Linked DNA regions of Homo sapiens: all the other regions are linked to region 2. Evidence: read pairs that join two places in POLR2A ChIA-PET (ENCODE). Cell type or tissue: K562. All regions are shown on one strand.

Evidence for each region. ChIA-PET counts read pairs that join two places held together with the same protein. Peaks named below come from ENCODE experiments on the same cell type or tissue, not always from the same donor. Only the 100,000 strongest peaks of a DNase experiment are listed, where the experiment ranks them.
Region 1: POLR2A ChIA-PET joins it to region 2 with 8 read pairs; 3 of 35 experiments call an interaction of 5 or more read pairs at or near these places.
Region 3: POLR2A ChIA-PET joins it to region 2 with 5 read pairs; 1 of 35 experiments calls an interaction of 5 or more read pairs at or near these places.
Region 4: POLR2A ChIA-PET joins it to region 2 with 6 read pairs; 2 of 35 experiments call an interaction of 5 or more read pairs at or near these places.

What each region holds. Positions count from the first base shown.
Region 1 is chr22:22,782,986-22,785,485 of GRCh38, reverse strand. It overlaps IGL. Among named protein-coding and RNA genes, the nearest start is that of MIR650, 39 kb to the left of the region's middle. In K562, no CTCF peak of the experiment used is centred here; a DNase peak (open chromatin) is centred at 1,015; H3K27me3 peaks cover 167 bases.
Region 2 is chr22:23,132,624-23,135,123 of GRCh38, reverse strand. RSPH14 (radial spoke head 14 homolog) reads left to right here. Exons shown (of 7, transcript NM_014433.3): 4 at 980-1,098. It also overlaps the pseudogene RN7SL6P. Among named protein-coding and RNA genes, the nearest start is that of RSPH14, 8.1 kb to the left of the region's middle. In K562, no CTCF peak of the experiment used is centred here; a DNase peak (open chromatin) is centred at 976; H3K27me3 peaks cover 2,465 bases.
Region 3 is chr22:22,551,892-22,554,391 of GRCh38, reverse strand. The region is part of intron 3 of PRAME (PRAME nuclear receptor transcriptional regulator); the gene reads left to right. It also overlaps IGL. Among named protein-coding and RNA genes, the nearest start is that of PRAME, 6.1 kb to the left of the region's middle. RefSeq lists a silencer at 31-228. In K562, no CTCF peak of the experiment used is centred here; DNase peaks (open chromatin) are centred at 471 and 1,531.
Region 4 is chr22:22,997,625-23,000,124 of GRCh38, reverse strand. No RefSeq gene overlaps it. Among named protein-coding and RNA genes, the nearest start is that of GNAZ, 72 kb to the left of the region's middle. In K562, no CTCF peak of the experiment used is centred here; no DNase peak of the experiment used is centred here.

The sequences.
Region 1 (2,500 bases), 350 kb after region 2:
ATAACATTTAAATAAAGTTTGACTTTTTGAAAGTTCGTGCCTTCTTTAACTCCCTAATGTTGTCAGATGTTGTTTTAGAGGCTATTCTGAAAATGTCTGATAGTTGTGTATCTTTGCCGTGGTTGTTTGTGTGATTGAATTACCATCTAATCAACTGTTACTGGAAACCTTTCAGGTACGGCTTTTAGAAGACCTTGACCTACTTTTGCTTGTTTTTACTCTCTGGTTTATTGTGGAAAGAGGGATCATGTCAGTCCATTCCTCCAGCAGATCAATCACCTGTTGCCATCAAAGATTTGGCATCAGAATTTCAAAAATTACGTGTACAAGTTGATATGTTGGTACTGTAGCCAATCTGGGTGCCAAAAGATAATGCACTGCACTAGGTAGCAGAGAAACAAATTCATTTCTCATGCTTCTGGAGATGGTAAAATCCAAGGTCAACTCGTCAGCAGGTTTCGTGTCTGATGAGGGCTTCCTTCCTTGTTCATAGACTGCCATCTTTTTACTGTGTCCTCACATGACAGAAGAGATGAGGGAGCTCTCAGCAGTCCCTTTGATAGGGACACTGATCCCATTCATACAGTCTCTGCTTTCATGATCTAATCACCTTCCAAGGCCTCACCTCCAAATCCCATCATATGGGGAATTAGATTTTAACACATGAATTTGAGGGGACCATAAGATTTGGTCTATAGCATCAGGTCACTCTGAGCCCTTTGCACTCACAAGAAATCTCTAATCTTCTATAAGTATTTGCTGGTCCCTGCTGGGTTTAGGGAAATCTTTAATTGCAGCTCTGATTCAGCTCTGTCCAAGCTTAAATTCTACATTTGCCCACAAATCTTGTTCATGGGACAGAGGGACTTTAGTGGCAACTGACCATTTGGAGTTTTAGGAGAATCAATGGAGAAGGGCTTGGGATCTGGATGAGCAGAAGTGGAGGGAGGAGAGGAGGAAGGTACAGAAGGAGAGAGAGCAGAATGTGAAAAGGGAAGAGGACCTCTAGATAACAAGAGAGCAACTCTGGTCAACTAGGTAATTCTGGCCAACTAGAGGGCAAGGAGGGTAATTTTCCTTGGATTCTAAACTCAGATCCCATATCACATCAGCACCACGTGAGGAATACATTTTTTCAATGCATATTCCTGGGTTCTGGAAATTTTCATTTCATAAATCTGGAGTTATGCTAATTCATCTGTATTTATCATAAGAATTTTGGATAATTCTGATAAAATTAGACAACAAAGCAGAGCTTGACAACCACTCGTTTGGGATGTGTATCTGGAAGACATTTGATTATATGAAATAATCACAGAAAACTGAGGAGGAATCGTTTATTTAAAAATGCTTGCATATAATTCAGTTCTTCCTATATGTGTAGTTTGACCACATAGTTGGTCTCTACAATACCAAGATAGTAAATATGTAGAAAGTCTTTTAAAAATCAAGTAGACAGAAGAAAGGAGTTGGATAGAAAAGCAAACTGACAATAGTCTGGTAAGAAGAGAAGAGAAGGGGGAGGAAGTAGCGTGTTTTTGTACATTATTTGATGACATCTAAATTATAAGCTCAAAGGGTGTTTGTAAGAAAGTCAATAATACAAGTTTTCAGAACGTAGAGAATGTAGTGGCAACACTGATTTGCTGGGAAAGAGAAGTGTACTCTGTCTTGCTGCGTTTTGTTGAACAGGCTAAGAAAAAGGGTCATTGTTTAAAGAGTGTTTGTTTTATTGGTGCTGAATTATTTTACCTCATACCTAGTTGAAAATAAAAGGGCTATAAAGTGCTTAGGTTGAACACAAAGTCCTCTGCTATCAGTAACATCTTAAGGAGCTGCATTGGAGGAGGGACAAGGGGCAATGGTGGAGTGGATGGCTCTTTGCTTATGTATTAAACCAAATAAGGTGGCATATATTTTATTAAGAAATCTGTTAAAATGAAATAAAACTCAGGTTCGTGTTCTTAATAGGCACACTGTTTGCTATGGCAGCAAGAGCAAAAGCCTTAGGTACCAAAAATGTACGTTAACTGCAAACATTTTCATATAAACAAAACAATGTGAGAATCTTTATATGACAGTAACTCCTATGCCCAAAATATTTTTAACTGAGATTGAAATCATTTTCTACATAACAAATGTTATCACTGTATTCGGAGATGATATATTATTTATATATGGATACTATAACTTATTTAAGTTATTCATTATTTATTCAACAAATAATTCTGTGGAATGTACAAAACACTGGTTTTGGCACTGAACGTAGAATTGATATAAAATATAATATTTTTTCTAAGTGGCTGATTAAAAATACAAAACATTTGTTAAATAGAGGTTGTACTACTGAAAACAGGCGGAGACTGACTTGCTAATAAAAAAGTCAGGAAACCCAGTGGGATTATTTTTAATAATAATCAATATTTTAATACAGAGCTCTTGTTTTTTCTCATGGAAATATATTACAATATGGATTTTCTGCTGTTTGGTATCTGAATAT
Region 2 (2,500 bases):
TCCTAGCTCACTGTAGCCTTAAACTCCTAGGCTCAAACGATCCTCCCACCTTAGCCTACTGAGTAGGTGGGAACACAGGCACACACCACCATGCCTGGCTAACTTTTAACATTTTAGTAGGGACTGGGTCTCACCATGTTGCCCAGGCTGGTCTTGAACTCCTGGCCCAAGTGATTCTACCACCTTAGTCTCCCAAAGCACTGGGATTAGGTGTGAGCTATCTAGAATCTTTTACAATCATCTCTTTTTTTTGTCTTTTTTGAGACAGTCTCATTCTGTCACCCAGGCTGGAGGGCAGTGGTGCAGTTGCAGGTCACTGCAACCTCTGCTTCCTGGGCTCAAGTGATCTTGTGCCTCAGCCTTCTGAGTAGCTGGGATTACAGGCATGTGCCACCAAGCTTGGTTGATTTTTTGTATTTTTAGTAGAGACGGGGTTTTGCCATGTTGGCCAGGCTGGTCTCGAACTCCTGACCTCAAGTCATCTATCCGCCTAGGTCTCCTAAGGTGCTGGGATTACAAGTGTGAGCCACTGCGCCCAGCCAATCATCTCCTTTTTTTTTTTTTTTTTTTTTTTTGGTTGGGAGTTGGGGCTCAATTTTGAGTCCTTCCAAAGCATTCAACTTTTTCTCATAAACAAATTTGAAAAAGAAAATCCTCTTCTCATCTAATTGGCTTGCCTAATATTTACTGAACTTATATAATGATAACAACAAGCATAACTGGTGTACATAGATGTGGAGGCAAGGGAGACCAGAAGAACAAGGGGCCAAGGTGGGCTGGGCCTGCTGAGCTCGCTCCCCTGGAGGTTCAGGTGAGATGGATCACGCACCTGTAGCCTTTGTCTGCTCCCACAAAGCCAGAGGAATGTGGTCTACCCCAGATAGCATGGATCAGACTCCAGCAGGGACCCTGACTCTTCTAATTTGAGCCTCTCAGGGCATGGTCTCACTTATGTCACTGTCCACCCTCCCTTCCCTAGATACGCCTTTCTAGAGCACGACATCGTCCTTGCCCTGTCCTTCCTGCTGAATGACCCCAGCCCAGTCTGCCGGGGGAACCTGTACAAGGCATACATGCAGCTGGTCCAGGTGCCTAGAGGTAGGCTTGCGTCCTGCACACAGATCTGTCGGGCACTCAAGTTGTCCGTCGGTCTCCTCTCCAGGTCACATATGTACCAGGGTGTAGATCGTCCACTTTTTATTAAATTACAACATACATATTAGAAAAGCACATATCCGCTGGGTGTGGTGGCTCACACCTGTAATCCCAGCACTTTGGGAGGCCGAGGCAGGCAGATCACGAAGTCAGGAGTTCGACACCAGCCTGGCCAATATGGTGAAACCCTGTCTCTACTAAAAATACAAAAATTAGCTGGGCATGGTGGTGGGCACCTGTAATCCCAGCTACTTGGGAGGCTGAGGCAGAAGAATCGCTTGAACCTGGGAGGCGGAGGTTGCAGTGAGCCAAGATTGCACCACTGCACTCTAGCCCGGGCGACAGTGCGAGACTCTGTCTTAAGACAAAAAAAAAGAAAGAAAAAAGAAAAGCGCATATCCTAAACGAACATTTGGTCAAGTTGTTTTCAGTGAACATGTGGTGTAACTGCCACCCCAATCAAGACATGTAGAGAGTATTTACCACCTCTCCAGAAACTTCCCACATGCCCATACTGGGTATTACCCTTACCAATGATAAATGGTATCTTCAATTTATAAGACCATAGATGATGCCCCTTTTAAAACTTTACATAAATGGAAACATCCAGCTTGTAATATCTTGCTTGTAGCTACTTTTGCTTAACGTTTTATTTCTGAGATTTACGTGTGGGATGTATTACTGATTTTTGCTTGTTTATGCTGGAGTATGGTATTTACACTATGTGAGTATACAACAGTTTACTTACCCATTCCGTTGCTGACGGACATCTGAATTGTTTCTAGCTTATGGCTACCAAGAATAGAGTGGCTATGAACACCCTTATAAATGTCTTTTGATGGACATGTATATGCATTTATTTTGAAACATACCTAAGAAGAGAATGGCTGGCCTGGGTAAGATTATGTTCAGCTTTTAGAAGGTACTACCCAATGGTTTTCTAAAATACTTGCATCTGCACATGCCATGTCCCAGCTACCCAAGAGGCTAAAGCAGGTGTATTGCTTGAGCCTAGGAGTTCTAGGCTGTAGTGCCCTACGCCAGTCGGGTGTCCGCACTGTTTGGCATCAATATGGCGACCTCCCGAGATGGGGGGACCACCAGATTGCCTAAGGAGGGGTGAACCAGCCCAGATCAGAAACAAAGCAGGTCAAAACTCCTGTGCCGATCAGTAATGGGACTGTACCTATGAATAACCACTGCACTCCAGCCTGAGCAACATAGCAAGATCCTGTCTCTAAAAAAAATGAATAAAATACTTGTACCAATTTATACTTCCACTAGCAGTATATGAGAGTTCCAGGTGATTTATATCCTCATTAATCATAGATTTTTTTCTGTCTTT
Region 3 (2,500 bases), 580 kb after region 2:
AGGAGAAAGTCTCCAGAGAGAGAACCAAAATGGAAAACATCCTTCAACGAATTACAGCCTCCTTACGCAGGCCACAGTAAACAAAGTCAGGCCGCAAGACATTCCAGCTGGACACTTGCCAGTAGAATATAAGAATTGTAGGGACTTCACAGTGCATGAGGCAGAGAATGGCCTGGAGAATTCTTTGGGTGGAGAGGTTCCAAAACTTCAAAAGCACCAGTGGGTGATCAGGCCCAGGATAGGAATCATCCCTAAGCAGATCCTTAAATGCCAAATATAACTTCAATTTTTTGTGACGGAAAATGTATTTGTGCACTGTGCCTAGCATGGAAATAGAGAAAAACTGAGTCTAATTGATAGGCCTGATTGCATCTCGCTGACCAGAATCTCTGTACCTGAGCAGCTTAGGGGCAAGAAAGAACAGCTGTTTTCTTGAAGTGTGGAAACATTAGTAATACTTAGGAAGGGGCTGGCCATTGGAGATTATGTTTGTGGTAAAGGCCTGACCTGCTGCTTGTGAACAGCCCCAGTGTGGAAGAGGACACCTAACCATAAAGAGAAGGTCTTCTGACAACTTCTTTAATTGCAGGGATGTGTGCTTTCAGCCCTTGTTTATTTCTTTCCTGGCTCCAAGATTCCTAAGAAACCACAAGGTCTTTCAGACTTGAAAATGTTGCTGTCCTAGGTTTGGTCACCAATATTACTCTCTATCCCACCTCTCCAGCCCACATTCCTAGATTTAATCTTGTCAAGGCTGTTTGCCAAGAGGATCCTGACTTTCTGGGAGAAAACACCCTTTCCCTCTAGGGAGGGAGGAAGATTGAACTCCCTCCCTGCCTCAGTGATTACCTTGGCTTTACTGGAACTATCTTTCATCTTCCTTAGCCATTCCCCTTTTTAATTTCTCTACTCCATCCAGGCCAAAGTCTTTCAATTCCGCCCCCAAAAAAACCTATCTGTCTTTGTGGTAATCCACTCAGTCCCATTACAAATGCCCAGCCTTACTTCTGACTAACTCCTAATTGTAGTGTAATTTTGACCCACCTTCCTTCAGGACAGCCTTGACTTTCAAAGTCTGGAAGACCAGCCACCCCTCTGTTGTTCCTCCCTTTTTCCTTGGATAGGCATGTGATTTGCTGTGTTAGGGAACATGGGGTATAAGTGACAATTTGATACTTGGGGATTGTTTGGGAGTGGGAAGGGGTGATGTCATGATGCTCTTCATAAAGCTATCTTAACTGGACTATTTGGGTAATTTTGATGTGGCCAAAAATTCCCCTAACAGTTATACTCTCTGGGTGGTTTTGTTCACTTTTTCTTTCCTTTTTGTAAATAGACATCCCATTCAATCAGTTGAACCTGAAGTAAGTAAAAAACCCCATCAGGATTCACTGGCTGGAGATCCAGGAATGTAATTAGATTTGGCTCTTCCGTTGGCAGCGTGGAGTTGAAAGGGGAGGTATGCCCAGAAAGGCCTGTAATAGCTTCAGAGGGGCCAGAGGAGGGACCCAGAGGCCATGGAGTCAATGTTGTGGTCTTCCCAGAGGTCTGGGCAGATGGCTTCTGCACCACAGCTGGGTCTGGTGAGTCGGGAGCCTCAGGCTATGGCCACTGCCTCCTTCTACTGTCACCTCAGGGTCTCCACGGGCCATGAGGGCCAATGCTGCTTAGATGGTTTTCCTTTTTCTTTCCTTACAAAGGAACAGGCTTTGTTCTTGTCTCTAAATGTAGTTTTGCCTTAATCCCAAACATTTTTATTTGGTTATTGGATTGATTTCTTAATTGATACACAATAATTGTACATATTTATAGGGTACATGTGAAATTTCAGTTTATGCATATATAGTATGTAATGATCAAATTATGGTAATTAGTATAACCATTACCTGGAACATTTATTATTTATATTGAATCCCAAACATTTTGATTTCTGCCATTTTGTATATGTTAAAAATAATTTCTTAAACGGCTTTTTTTTTTTTTTTTGGAAAATAAAAGACATCTACTTTGAATTTTACTTTATTACAATTTAAATAGTATGTGGCAAGCAATTATAATTTGCATCATTTATGATTTTTTAAATCAGTGATTTACTAGTTAGGCTTTTTTTTAACTACAAGGTTAAAAAATATTCCATTTTAACTACAAGGTTAAAAAATATTCCATTTTAACTAAAAGGTTAAAAAATATTCCATAGATTTTTTTCTTTTTCTTTTCAGATGCTTTGGAATTAAAGACATTTTCTTTCTTTTTTTTCTTTTTTTTTTTTTTAATAGAGATGAGGTCTCCTTGTGTTGCCCAGGCTGGTCTTGAACTCCTGGGCTCAAACCATTCTCCCACCCTGGCCTCCCAAAATGCTGGGATTACAGACATGAGCCACTGTGCTGGAGGGTGGAGGCTTTTTCAAGATATCTAGTATACAAGATGGTAACTGTAGTTAATAATGTATTGTATACATGAAAATTGCTAAGAGTATATTTCAAGTGTTCTCACCACACAT
Region 4 (2,500 bases), 130 kb after region 2:
GGAGACTGTTGCAAAGGCATGATTGTATTTTGCAATGTGAGAAGGACATGAGGTTTGGGAGGGGAGGGGGCAAAATGATATGGTTTGGCTTTGTGTCCTCAATCAAATGTCATGTTGAATTGTAATCCCCAATGTTGGAGGAGGGACCAGTGGGAGTTGATTGGATCATGGAGGTGGACTTCCTCTTGTTGTTCTTGTAATAGTGAGTTTTTGTGAGATCTGGTTGTTTAAAAGTATGTAGCACGTCCTCCTTTACTCTCTCTTCCTTCTCTGGCCATGTAAGACATGCCTGCTTCCCGTTGCCTTCTTCCATAATTTTAAGTTTCCTGAAGCCTCCCCAGCTATGCTTCCTGTACATCCTTGAAACTGTGAGTCAAATAAATTTCTTTATAAAGTACCCAGTCTCCAGTAGTTTTTTATAGCAATGTGAGAACAGACTAATGCACTGATGCAATCTCATTACTCACTGTTGCTCTGTTCAGGTTTTCTTTCTTCCTGGTTCAATCTTGGTAGGTTATATGTGTCCAGGAATTTATCCATTTCCTCTAGGTTTTCTAATTTGTTGGCATATAGTTGTTCATAATAACCTCTAAAGACCCTTTGTATTTTTGTGGTATCAGAAAATTACCATAGAATGGTAATATCTCCTTTTTGTTTCTGATTTTATCTGTTTGAGTCTTCTGTATTTTCAGTCTAGCTAATGGTTTGTAAATTTTGTCTTTTCAGAAAACCAACTTTTCCTTTTGTTGATCTTTTTTTTTTTTTTTTTTGAGACTAGGTCTCACTCCAATGCCCAGGCTGGTGTGCAGTGGTGTAATGTCTTCTCACTGCAAACTCCACCTGCTGGGTTCAAGTGATTCTCCTGCCTCAGCCTCCTGAGTAGTTGGGATTACAGGTGCCCACCACCACATCCAGCTAATTTTTATATTTTTAGTAGAGACAGCGTTCACCATTTTGGACAGGCTGGTCTTGAACTCCTGACCTCAAGTGATCTGCCTGCCTCGGCTTCCCAAAGTGCTGAGATTACAGGCAGGAGCCACCGTGCCTGGCCCTTTTGTATTTTTTTGTCTTGATTTCAGTTAGTTCTACTGTGATCTTTATTCTTTCTTTCCTTCTTCTAATTCTGGGTTTGGTTTGGTCTTGCTTTCTAGTTCCTTGAGGTGGATCTTTAGGTTGTTTATTTAAAATATTTCTATGTTTTTGATATAGGTGCAGAAAGATTGCTATAAGCTTCCCTTGTAACACTGCTTTTGCTCTGTCTCATAGATTTTGGTATGTTGTGTTTTATTTTCACTTGTTTCAAGAATTTTTTTGATTTGCTTCTAATTTCTTCCGTGACCTAATGGTTGTTCTGGAGCATGTTATTTAATTTTCATGTATTTGTACAGTCTCCACAGTTCCTCTCATTATTGATTGCTAGTTTAATTCCATTTTGGTCTGAGAAGATAGGTAATATAATTTCAATTTTAAAATCCTTGGTGAGATTTGTTTTGTGGCTTAACATATGATACATCCTGGAGAATGTTCCATGTCCTGATGAGACAAATGATATTCTTTAGCTGTTGGATAAAATTTTCTGTAAATGTCTGTGAGGCCCATTTGGTCTGTAGACCAGATTAAGTGCAATTTTTCTGTTGATTTTCTTTCTAGATGATCTGTCCAGCACCAAAATTGGGGTGTGAAAGTCCACAGCAATTATTGTATGGGCTCTATCTCTCCTCTTCAGCTCTAGTAATATTTGCTTTTTATATCTGGGTTCACTAGTATTGGGTACATGTGTATTTATAATCATTATATCCTTTTGCTGAGTTAATCTCTTTGTCATTATATAGTGACTTTTTTTGTATCTATGCTCTTTTACTTGAAGTCTACTTTGTCTTACATCAGCATAGCTATTCAACCAGTCTATATCTTTTAATGGGGGTATTTAAACTATTTACATTCAAGTTTATTACTGTTAGGTGAGAACTTACTCCTGTCATTTTATTAATTAATTTCTGATTGTTTTGTATATCCTTTGTTTCTTTCTTCCTCTCTTATTGTTTATCTTTGAGATCTAGTGGTTTTATATAGTGGTAAAATTTGATTCCTTTTTCTCATTTGTCTATCTGCTCTGAGTCAGTTTTTTAGTTTTGAGTGTTTTCATGATGGTAAATATTGTCCTTTTGCTTCCAGAGGTAGAAACTTCTTACTTCTTGTAGAACTAGTCTACTGGTGATGAATTTCCTTAGTTTTTGCTTGTCTGGGGAAGACTTTATTTCTCCTTCATTTCTGAAGGATAGCTTTGCTGGGTGTTGTATTCTTGGCTAGCAATTTTGTTCCTTTCCACAGTTTGAATATATCATTCCATTCTTTCCTGGCCTGGAAGATTTCTTCTGAGAAATCTGCTTTTAGTCTGATGAGTAGTCCCTTATATGTGACTTGACACTTTTGTTGTTTTTAGAATTCTCTTTGTCTTTGACTTTTGACAGTTTGATTATAATGTACCTTGGAGAGTACC